Linked DNA regions of Mus musculus: region 1 is linked to region 2. Evidence: chromatin loops called from intact Hi-C (ENCODE). Cell type or tissue: left cerebral cortex. All regions are shown on one strand.

The links. Peaks named below come from ENCODE experiments on the same cell type or tissue, not always from the same donor. Only the 100,000 strongest peaks of a DNase experiment are listed, where the experiment ranks them.
Region 1: a loop joins it to region 2, with 2.1 times the contacts of the local background. A loop is called at or near these places in 1 of 42 quality-filtered maps.

What each region holds. Positions count from the first base shown.
Region 1 is chr4:107,885,868-107,890,867 of GRCm38, reverse strand. It overlaps Magoh (mago homolog, exon junction complex core component), which reads right to left. Exons shown (of 5, transcript NM_001282737.1): 5 at 3,444-3,691. The coding sequence ends at 3,592. It overlaps Czib (CXXC motif containing zinc binding protein), which reads right to left and starts at 1,042. Exons shown (of 8, transcript NM_001347160.1): 1 at 972-1,042; 2 at 666-749. The coding sequence starts at 977. In left cerebral cortex, a CTCF peak has its summit at 2,730 (motif pointing left); DNase peaks (open chromatin) are centred at 708 and 1,018; H3K4me3 peaks cover 1,710 bases; H3K27ac peaks cover 1,563 bases.
Region 2 is chr4:107,803,490-107,808,489 of GRCm38, reverse strand. All of the region lies in intron 2 of Lrp8 (low density lipoprotein receptor-related protein 8, apolipoprotein e receptor), which reads right to left. It overlaps Lrp8os2 (low density lipoprotein receptor-related protein 8, apolipoprotein e receptor, opposite strand 2), which reads left to right. Exons shown (of 2, transcript NR_151515.1): 2 at 1-2,457. Among named protein-coding and RNA genes, the nearest start is that of Lrp8, 3.7 kb to the right of the region's middle. In left cerebral cortex, a CTCF peak has its summit at 2,831 (motif pointing right); DNase peaks (open chromatin) are centred at 3,886, 4,110, 4,682, 4,895 and 1 more place; H3K4me3 peaks cover 1,901 bases; H3K27ac peaks cover 2,502 bases.

The DNA of each region.
Region 1 (5,000 bases), 82 kb before region 2:
TGGCTTTGGTTGGGTATGTGAGGCACTGAGATAGACTAGGAGAATAAAGCACAGCCTGGGACGATGAAGGGTGTCACACTGTTTGGGCCTCTAGGGCAGGGTACCTACCCAGTTTACTAGCACTGTGTGAGGTCAAAGGGTGGCCAACTTTCCCAATAAGTAAAGCCAGCAAATAAAACAAGGTGGGTTTATTCACTATATTAAGTAAGCACAGGGTCCCTTCAAATGATATTTTGTTCCGTGTATGTTTATAAACTAAGAGCTGGAAGGATTTCACATCAGGAGAGTGCTAGCGTGAGGCCCCAAATTCAGATATACCCGCCAGAACAGAAGAGGGATAAAACCACAAAACTCCACCGTGTGAGGAGGCCGAACATCTGTAATCCTAGTAAGAAGATCAGGAGTTCAAAGTCATCCCTCGCTACATAAAGAGCGCAAGGCCAGCCTAGATTACATAAGACTAACGTTTAATCAATAAAAATAAAATCTAAAATTCCATCCTGAAGATCTCACTTAGATGCCTGGTTAAGCACCTCAGACCCGGTGGAACTTTTAGAAAAGCTCCCAGTTCAACACTGTGATCAAGGCTGGGCCCTGAGCCCTAAGATGCCCCACTGCCTCCGGATGCTCCTCCCTTCCCTAGAGGAACCCGCCTTCCGTCGCACCTTCAGGTACCACCGGAAGTCCTCGCCCACTGGCCGAAGGTTCGTGACGTTCTCCAGCGTGGCTTTGAGCTGCAGTGCGATTTTCTGAGAAGAGGGCGGGACACGCTGAGTGCAAGGCCTCGTCCGCTCAGCTGCGTGCCACGCCCCACCCCGCCCCTCCCGACTCAAGCCCCGCCACCCGAGCCTCACGCCTTCCATTCTCTCCTGCTCTGAGCTCGCCACTCTGAGCCCCTCGCCGCCTCGGACCCATCTCTCACTGGGCTACTACCAGACGGGATGCCCCAATGGCGACTAGCCTCTCCTTACCCCCATAGCTGCCGGTCCACGTTAAGTCGCTGCGACAGCTGCTTTCCGACCCGTCGTAAAAGGCCGGCGTCGCCGCGCAGCCTCAGTGCGGGTGGGCGGGGAGCGGGGCGTTAGTGAGTGGTACTGTAGGCTGGCGTTTTCTAGCTTGTCCCTCCTTAACCTGCCGGGCTCGGCTGTTTTCGGTAGGTTTGCTGGAACCGATGTAAACGCAAATGCCAGAGATGGTTCCTGATTCTCAATCTGTGCCTTCACTGAGCAGGCAAGATAGTCGGGCTGGAAACCTCTGCCAGACCTCTCTAGGCTCTCGGTTCTCTATCCGACTTCTCACTACCTGTGGTCCTGAGGCTCAGATTACGCTGCAGCCTCCCAGATGATGGGTAGTCGCCCTCTAAACTGCCCACTGGATGTACACGATTTGATGCTGCGACTTTTCCCACAGGGTTGCCCTGTGTCCATGTCCTCGTGGTAGCTATGCCTGAACAGAGCTGACTTTCCCCCACCTTAGTCATATATTTAACCGACACTGCAGGAGCTGGGAGCACCAACATTCGAAAACATGCCCCATTTTTATTTTTTAGAGACAGGGTTTCTCTGTGTAATTATAGCCCTGGCTCTCCTAGACTCGCTTTGTAGACCTGGCTGGCCTCGAACTCAAAAGAGATCCACCTGCCTCTGCCTCTCGAATGCTGGGATTAAAGGCGTGTGTCACCATGCTTGGCTCCCACTTTTATGGCCCAGTCTTTTTAAATTTTATTTTGGTTTTGGCAGGTAGTATGTATGTGCTCCACATGCATGCAGCTCCCACCAAGGCTAAAAGAGGGCACCATAAATAACCCTCTTGTACCCTCCCCCCCCTCAGCCTGAAACCTGGCTGAACAGGTTTCACTGATAGCACGAAGAGAGCATGGGGGGGGGGGTTGGAGCCTGCCACCTTATCGTTCTACCACTCCCACTGCTACTGCCTGCCGCCTAGCAGTTCCGGAGTTAATCAAGTTGTCACCTGAAACTGGACTCCAAGGATGATTTGGCGGGAATGGGTTCCTTCCCCTTCTTCATAAACCAGTGCCTGGGAATAGTAAAATTGAACCTTGAGCAGACTAGTTGTCTTGGTTCCATTCTCTCTCCCGCCGCCTAGCTCCCTCTTCTCTTCCAGATTCCAAGATGCCTCCCAGGCTAGAACCCAGACATGTGAGCCGGCCGCAACACTCTGTGACACACTGATAGAGCCACCCTATGGATGTTAGGAACAGAAATGAGGTCATCTACTACAGCAGCAAGTTCTCTTAACCGCTGAGCCATCCCCCTGCCTGTTGGACACCACCAGACTGGTCTTTAAGTGTCTCAGAAGTCTGGCATCCTGACATGTCACATATTAATGATATCCCTAACGGAGTATGAAAAGTCTTGAGGATGCTTGGGACCTTGTCTCAGAATGGAATGTCTCTAAGGATATGTATTTAGGCTCGTGTCCCTTCAGACCAATGAACCCTATCAAGTCCCATTCCTTCTGATGCCATCTAATCAGCTATTTTCAGCAAGCCATGAAATTTAAGTAATGGCAAGAGAAAGTTCCTGCCAATCTACCTATTGAACAGTTTTCCTTCATACGGAAATAAAGGATATGTTAAAAAGCCCAGCCATTGGCTGGAGAGATGGCTCAGTGGTTAAGAGCACTGACTGCTCTTCTACAAGTCATGAGTTCAATTCCCAGTAACCACATGGTGGCTCACAACCATCTGTAATGGGATCTGATGCCCTCTTCTGGTGTGTCTGAAGATAGCTACAATGTACCCATATACATAAATAAAAAATAAATGCCCAACCACAATAAAATTTTATGCCCAAGAAGCTATGAATGCTAGTCAGGTGTTTTACTACTGAGCTATAACTCCAGCAATTAGTCATCTTGTAAATCTTCAGGGTTTCCATTTCCCTTGAAACTTAAAAATCCAGGTTGAACTATGTGTGGTGGCACCTGCCTAAAATCCCAGCACTTGGGAGACAGATCCCAAGTTCAAAGTCATCCTGGACAGGAAAGGGAGGGGAGGCGTGGTCAAAACAAAACCCAGGTACCTTGTCCTAGAATATTGCTAATGGGGTTCTCAACTTCAATGTATTGAAAAAAATATTCAGCAGTGTGTGTGCTAGCGCACACCCATGGCACAGCAAAGGGGTGGAAGTTCTGAGTCAGTTCTTGCCTTCCACCTTGCTCAGACAGGATCGCTTTCTGCTCCTGGGTGGCTTAGTCCAGGCCCAGCATAGGTCCCAGGGCTGTGGGTAGTGGTCAAGTTTATGCATTAAAGCTTTTCCTGCCAGAACCATCTCCTTGGCCCTCACTGAATTTTTAAACCTTTCCCCATCATTTCCTGTAAATGGCAGTTCTTAGTTGCTTAGGTTTGTTTTTTTCTTTGCTTTGTCAAGTCTCCCACAGAATGTTTGTATCTTACAGACTGAGAATTCACATATTCAGGTGTTTAGAAAAATAACAAAAAAAGATGTTATCGCATTTATTAAAGATCATCATTTATTGTTTATAAAAATTGCCCCAATATACAGAAAAAAAATCCTAATTATGGTAACTAAAAACTCCCACCCGCCTTGTGTCCACAATATCCAATATCTAGATTGGTTTAATCTTGAAGTGTAATCCAATCAGACTGAAGACTAAACACTTCAGGTCCTGGACAAGATAATAAAATACTCGCAAGCCTTCCGGATCCCTAAAACACAAAAGAAAACCAAAATGTTTAAGAAGCAGAGGAAAACTGGCAAATACCAAAAAAAAATTAATAACCCCGATTACTATAAAAATGCTCCTTATAAAGATATTTACAGTAATAAACCCTGAGGAAGCACATGTCCATTAACAAGGGCCACTTACTAAAATGATATATTAGGAAGCCATGCTGTTTTTACTGTGAAAATATATAAAGTTTAGGGGAAAAACTGTGATTTCTAAAACAGATTTTGTCTCTTGTGCTTTTAAAACAAAACTATACATAGAGCTGGAAACCAGGTCAGTGATGGATAGATGCTCTATGTTCAACTCCTAGTACCACAAACCTAAACAAAGAGTTCTACCTCCACCCCAACACAGGGTGAGGGGGCTAAAAGTTGTTTGTTTTTGAGGCTGGGTCTTGTTATATATATACACACATCAGAATGGCTCAATCATGAGATTCCTATGTTGTTTCTTTAAAACAAAATCTGAATTGTTTGGTTTTATCAATGAAGCCTCCAAGAGCCAGATACTGGAGTGAAAGCTCAGAGGGGCAGAGAAAGCGCCCAGCTGACGTTCCTCATCAACCAATGTCCTAGAAGCGTCTCCGAAGCTCCTCCTTCAAACTGGATGCCCCTCCCTTCTACGTCCTGCACCTCTCAGCTCTCCCAACTCCCTGTTACTCTCTAGTTTTTTCCTATGTTCACTCTCTGTCAACTGATTGCTCTGCCTTTTGGCCTATGGTCGACTTAATCATGTTTATAATATTCAAGCGGAAAGCTCCTGGATTACAGGTGTGTGCTAAGGCTGAGCCACACCACACCTAAAGGCAGGGTATTTCAAAGTAAGTAACACAATCTCGGGTTCGCAGCGTGAGCTGATCTTCTGCGCTATTCCTCCCGAGTACTGGAGATTACAAGCATGCACCACCTGCCTCAGCTCCTGGTGCTCTCTAAGACTAAGACATTACACGTGGAGATGTTAGGTAGAGCTGGGCAGAGGAGACACACATGCTTCTATTCAAAGTTCAAGGCTGGCCTGACCACTATAGCTGAGTTCCTGGACAGTCATAGCTAGATAATAAGAGCCTTTCTGAAACCAAAAAGATGTTATCACTGGCTGTCTATTAAGGATATGAAAGAACTCCCCCTTTCTCTTTTCTATAGCTCCTGTATTTTCTACAATGACCATCTATTGTTCTAAGAGTTGAAGAAGAAAATTTAAAGTAGCAAGCAGCACTGACAAGTGTGTCCAGAAAGCAGAGAGCCTGCCAAATTCTAAGGTTCTTTATAGCAAATAGAATCACATCC
Region 2 (5,000 bases):
CCCTGAGGTCCCTCGGATTCACCTGCTACCTCATTCTCCGAGGAGGAAAGCTGTCAGTCAGCAGCAGCAGCAGCAGCAAGGGGGGGGGGATGGTGAGGGGGGAGACACAGCCATGAGCCAGCTACAGCCTTGGAAACTGAGGGGACTCTCACCCAGGAGGGGCCATGGAAAGCCCAAGAGAGAGCCTTCAGCACCCTCAAGTCCTGCTGGAAGAATCCAGCGGCACAGACGGCTAGTCAAGCCTGGAGCCTGTGGCAGTGTCACGGTATAACAGACTCAGCTAGAAAGAGAGAAGTAAGAGGCTGCCCACCAGGATCTGCCCCTCCCAGCCCCAGCCTACTTTCAGAGACCAGCCACATCTGTAAGATTCATTTCTTCCCCAGCCCTCCCTGAATACGTTCTGCACCTCTAGGTATCCTTGAAGCCACCTCCGTTGTGGCTGTACCATCATGCACTACCTGAAGCCACACATACCACCACCACCACCACCCCTACTGGAGCCACACCCCCTGCTGGAGCCACACCCCCTACTGGAGCCACACCCCCTGCTGGAGCCTTCAGAAACTCTTGTTGTGGAGTAGGGTTTGGGTGGCTGCTGTAGTAGCAACCTTAGAGGTGTTCAGCTGAGTTTCGCCCACCATGCTACCCACTGCCACCCATCATTCGCCTCCTGCTCACTGAGCACATTTCAGTTTACCACACATCTCTAAGAAGGAGACACTATTGTCACCAGGGCCATTCAGCCAGAAGGGGACAGCTGAGTTTATCTGATTCAGGGCTGCACAGAGTTGGGATTTCAGTATTCCTGAAGTCCCTTACCTCAGCCTGAGGGAACAGAGGCACCTTCTTCAAAGAGAAAGTCCTCATCTCAGCGGTTCTCAACCTTCCTAATGCTGCAACCCTTTAATAGAGTTCCTCATATAATTACAATATTATTTATTATACATTATGATATTACAAAATTATGTTGTAACTGCTTCATAACTGTAATTTGCTACTGCTATGAAATATAATGTAAATATCTGATATGCAGAATATCAGATCCGTGACTCCCCCCCCCATGGGGTCATGACCCACAGGTTGAGAACCACAGGGAACGCAGGGAGCATGGGCGGGAACAGTGTCCTGAGAAAGCAAGCAGCACACACAAAGGCCTGGAGGTGAGAAGCAGAAGGCAGGTGACGGAGCTGCAGCGGTGGCGGGGCTCAGAGAAGGACGCAGGAAAAGGCTGGAGGGCAGCGGGCACAAGGAACAAAGAAGTCACAGCACAGGCTCCATCCTCAGGTGGCACAACAGCTGAGACAGGAAAGCCAAGGTTCAGAGAAGAACAGCTCTTTGTCAATGATGTCATCTATCCAAAGGGACAATGAAGCTGGGCCTGGTGTCTTGGTTAACTGTACCCCACAGCCAAATGTGTGCTACATCACAAGCCAGGACCTGTAGCCAAACTGTCATCATTCATAAGGCCACCACCAGGCAAGCTCTGGAATCCCTGTGGCCTGGCCAGGACCATCTAGTGGGCCTGAAGCCTGGGAGGCTGGGCTATAGCAGCTCTTCACTGAGTGGGATGGATGGATGGCGGCAGAGAGCTAAGGCAAGGGAAAAGCAGGTGAGTACAGAGAAGGAGCTTCCTGATCCAATCTCCCACAAAACAGTCCAGCACTCCAGGAGCTGGGGCAGTCGGGAGTCTCACACACCTCAGGATGAGAAATGGAGGCCTGGGGGGGGCCTGTGCAGGCTCCGTGGCTGCATGCCTGAATGCACACTGAAGCAATTTTACTTAAACACACTGTTCCTTACCCCCTCTGAGCTTCTACAAGGTGGAGATGGCTCAGGCCTCCCAGGCTCAACCATCTTATAGACTGAGGAGCACCGGCAGAGAGAGGCACATGGCCCGGGCTAGCTGCCTGGAGTTCCCGAATGCTTGACAAGTGTGAATAGGTGCTGTGTTTGATGGTCCAGGAGCAAAGGCCTGGCCAGCGACCAGAATCCCCACCTCTGCTCCCAGACGCCAGAAAGCAACAGGAAACCCAGGCCTACGTGAACCCACAGGCTGGAGTCCCACCCAACTTCCCCTGGCTGGAGCCCTAGGGCGACAGACCCTTCCTCCGCTTTGAAGGCACCTTGGGAACTGAAGCTCCAGTGTGCTTCCCTTCCCTAGCCCGCCAGCTGTGGGCCAAGAACCCTCCCTGAAGCTAAAGATCAAGACCTCAGTGTGAGTTCCAGAGCCAAGGACAAGCTGTATGACTTGAGTCGGGTTACCTCTCTGAGAACTGGTGGTGACCTCTGTAGCATGAGGTCTGTCCCACCTTTTGTGTTTGTTGAGACAGGGTCTCACTATGTAGCATTAGTGGGACTGAAACTCACTGTGTAGACCAGGCTGGTCTCAAACTCAAAGACATCCTTTTGCCTCTGCCTCCCAACTGCTGTGATTAAAGGCACGCCCCACTGTACCCCACCTGTGTCCCTTATTTTATGATGACAAGTCTCAAGTGACTCTTCTAGGGATGAGCTCTGCAGTAGCCTTCTATAGGAAGCCTGTCTCAGTCTCCTCAGTGCAAAAGCTCCCTCCTTCCCTTCAGCTCCCTCATACTTGGGCTGCATCAGACACTTGGGTTCATTGTGCCTACACTGGACAGTTTCATACATTACAACTCTTCCCCCCACTCTGTTTTGCAGCCTAAGGGCAAAGAGAGGCTGAGCAACCAGGCCCCCTGTGGACAGAGCAGAGTGAAGTATCAGGGGTGGGGTGAGTCTGAGCAGGTGGCCCGGAATGGTGTGTCCTCAGTGTGTGTCTCTGTGTGCCCACAGAGGCCACAAGAGGGAGTCAGATCAGTTGTGAGATGCTGGGCGTGGGTGTAGATGCTTGGAACTCAACTCTGGTCCTCTGCAAGAGCACTAAGTATTTTAACTGCTGAGCTATCTCTCCAGTTCTGGGGAGAAGAATTTCCAAATACCTTCCCCTCCCCTTCTTGCCAGTCCCACGAGACTTCCTGTGATCTAATATAGAACAGAGATGGAGACAGGCATCCTGGCGGGAGCCCGAGGAAGCAAGCTCAGGGAGTCAAGCCGTGTGCAACATACGTTCTTCTCCACACCACGGGCACCATGAACATCTGCCCAGAACCCTGCCTCATCCATTTCAAACCAAAGCAGCTGCCCGACTGCCTCAAAGATCTCCTAATCCCATCTCAGGTTACCAGCCACCTATGCACCTTCATAAGTGAAGAGCAGAAGGCCCTCCTGTCCACACCACACTCCCTTCTACATCAACTCATGCCCTGAGCTAACAGGCAGGCAGAGATCTTGACCAAGTTCTGCCATCCATCCTGCCTATGCTGTGTGACCTTCGGTAAAACACAACACCACCCCATCTCTCTGAGCCACTATCTCTACCTACAAAATGACAATCACACTCACAAGACTAGTGTTTTAAAGACCTAAGGGGATACGATACAAGGTTTCTATTTCTGCACCCTGTCCTGTGTGCACCCCTCTAAGAAAACCAGAACAACTCCTAGGCATGAAATCCCCTCTTGATATTTTACCCAACCACAGCCATAGCATAGAACAAGGATTAGGCTAAGAACTCTGGTAGAAGATGCCTAAGACCAGGCTTCCACTTGGCAACTCAGTAGCCACAGAGCAGGTAACTCAACCCTGGAGCCTGTTTTCATCTGTAGCATAAACCTCTGTGAAGAGTGTTAGTCCACCACAGGCTGTAGTTACAACTCAAATGGGAAACTGAGGCAGTCAGGCTCTGATGCCCGAAAGTCTGGTCTAAGCTAGACCAGAGAGAACTGCCAGGCTGACCAGCAAGTGAACAGTCAAAAGAACTCAAGGAAGATCTCTGCTTGCCTGTGAGCTCCATGAGAACCAATAAGACGGCTGGGCGGGTGGAGGCATCGCAGACAAGCTGGAGGATGCTAAGTTGGAGGCAGAGACCCAACAAAGTAGGAGAGAATTGACTCCCGAAAGTTTTACTCTTATCTTCACATACATGCTTTACAAATGTACCCCACCCCAAAAAAATGTTAAACCAGGAAGCCTCAAGGACTTAACAGACTGCTCCCGAGTTGTTGCTCAGCCTCCCGTTCCTGAATGCTTGGTGTGTGCCCACCTGGTGTCCTCCACATTCTGTCACTGTGTTCCGACACTGCAGAGCCGGCCGGCCTGATCCTGTACACCTAACATCGGCAGGCAGACAGCAGGCCTCTGTAATGACAACTGAAAGGCCTCCTAGGAAGACGTGGCTAGAAGAGTGTAGGTTCTTGGTACCAGGAACTAAATTCCTTTCACAGCAGAGAACGCCTGCTGACTCCATTGCCGCTGGCCCCAAAGACACCCCTCACGCGCCCGCACAAGGGGGAACTTCCACCGGTTGCACAGGGTGTACAAAGGCCACGCTCAGCAAAGGCAGTGGGGTTAGCATTTGGCCTGCCTTCACTGCCGTTGCTCCGGTGGCTTCCAGGAAACACACTCTTCCTCCTGAGCCCCTCCTTGCTGTTGGCCCCATGACTCACACCCAGACTAGGCTGGCAGGAGGAAAACGCTCTCTGAAGGGTGACTCGGCAGAAAGGCAGCAGACTGTGACCAGGACCTGAGCCTACCACCCGGAGGATGCGCGCGGGGGTGCGGCCGGGGCGGGCCAGGGCAGGGCCTAGAGCCCTTTACAGCACACCGTCAGCCCCAGGATTGGCCGCTCCGGCCACAGGCCTATGGGGTGGTCCTTGCGCAGCCAATCAGTGGCCCCGGGGAGCCCATTCATTCATAAAACCGAGCAAGGAAAAGCCCCTCGTGGCCCGAGCTGCGTGGAACTTTGAAGTGCGCGCTCCCAGTGAGGCCCAGATTGGGGATCCGATCCATAGAGCTAAGAGGTGTGCAGGGGCTGCCGCGTCCACGCCCACAGTCTCGGGCTAGTAGCTTCAGCAAGCCGCGCTGGGCTCCACCCTAAGCAGGACACGCCTGCCACCCAGCTCCCGCCGACAGCTGAGCCACCC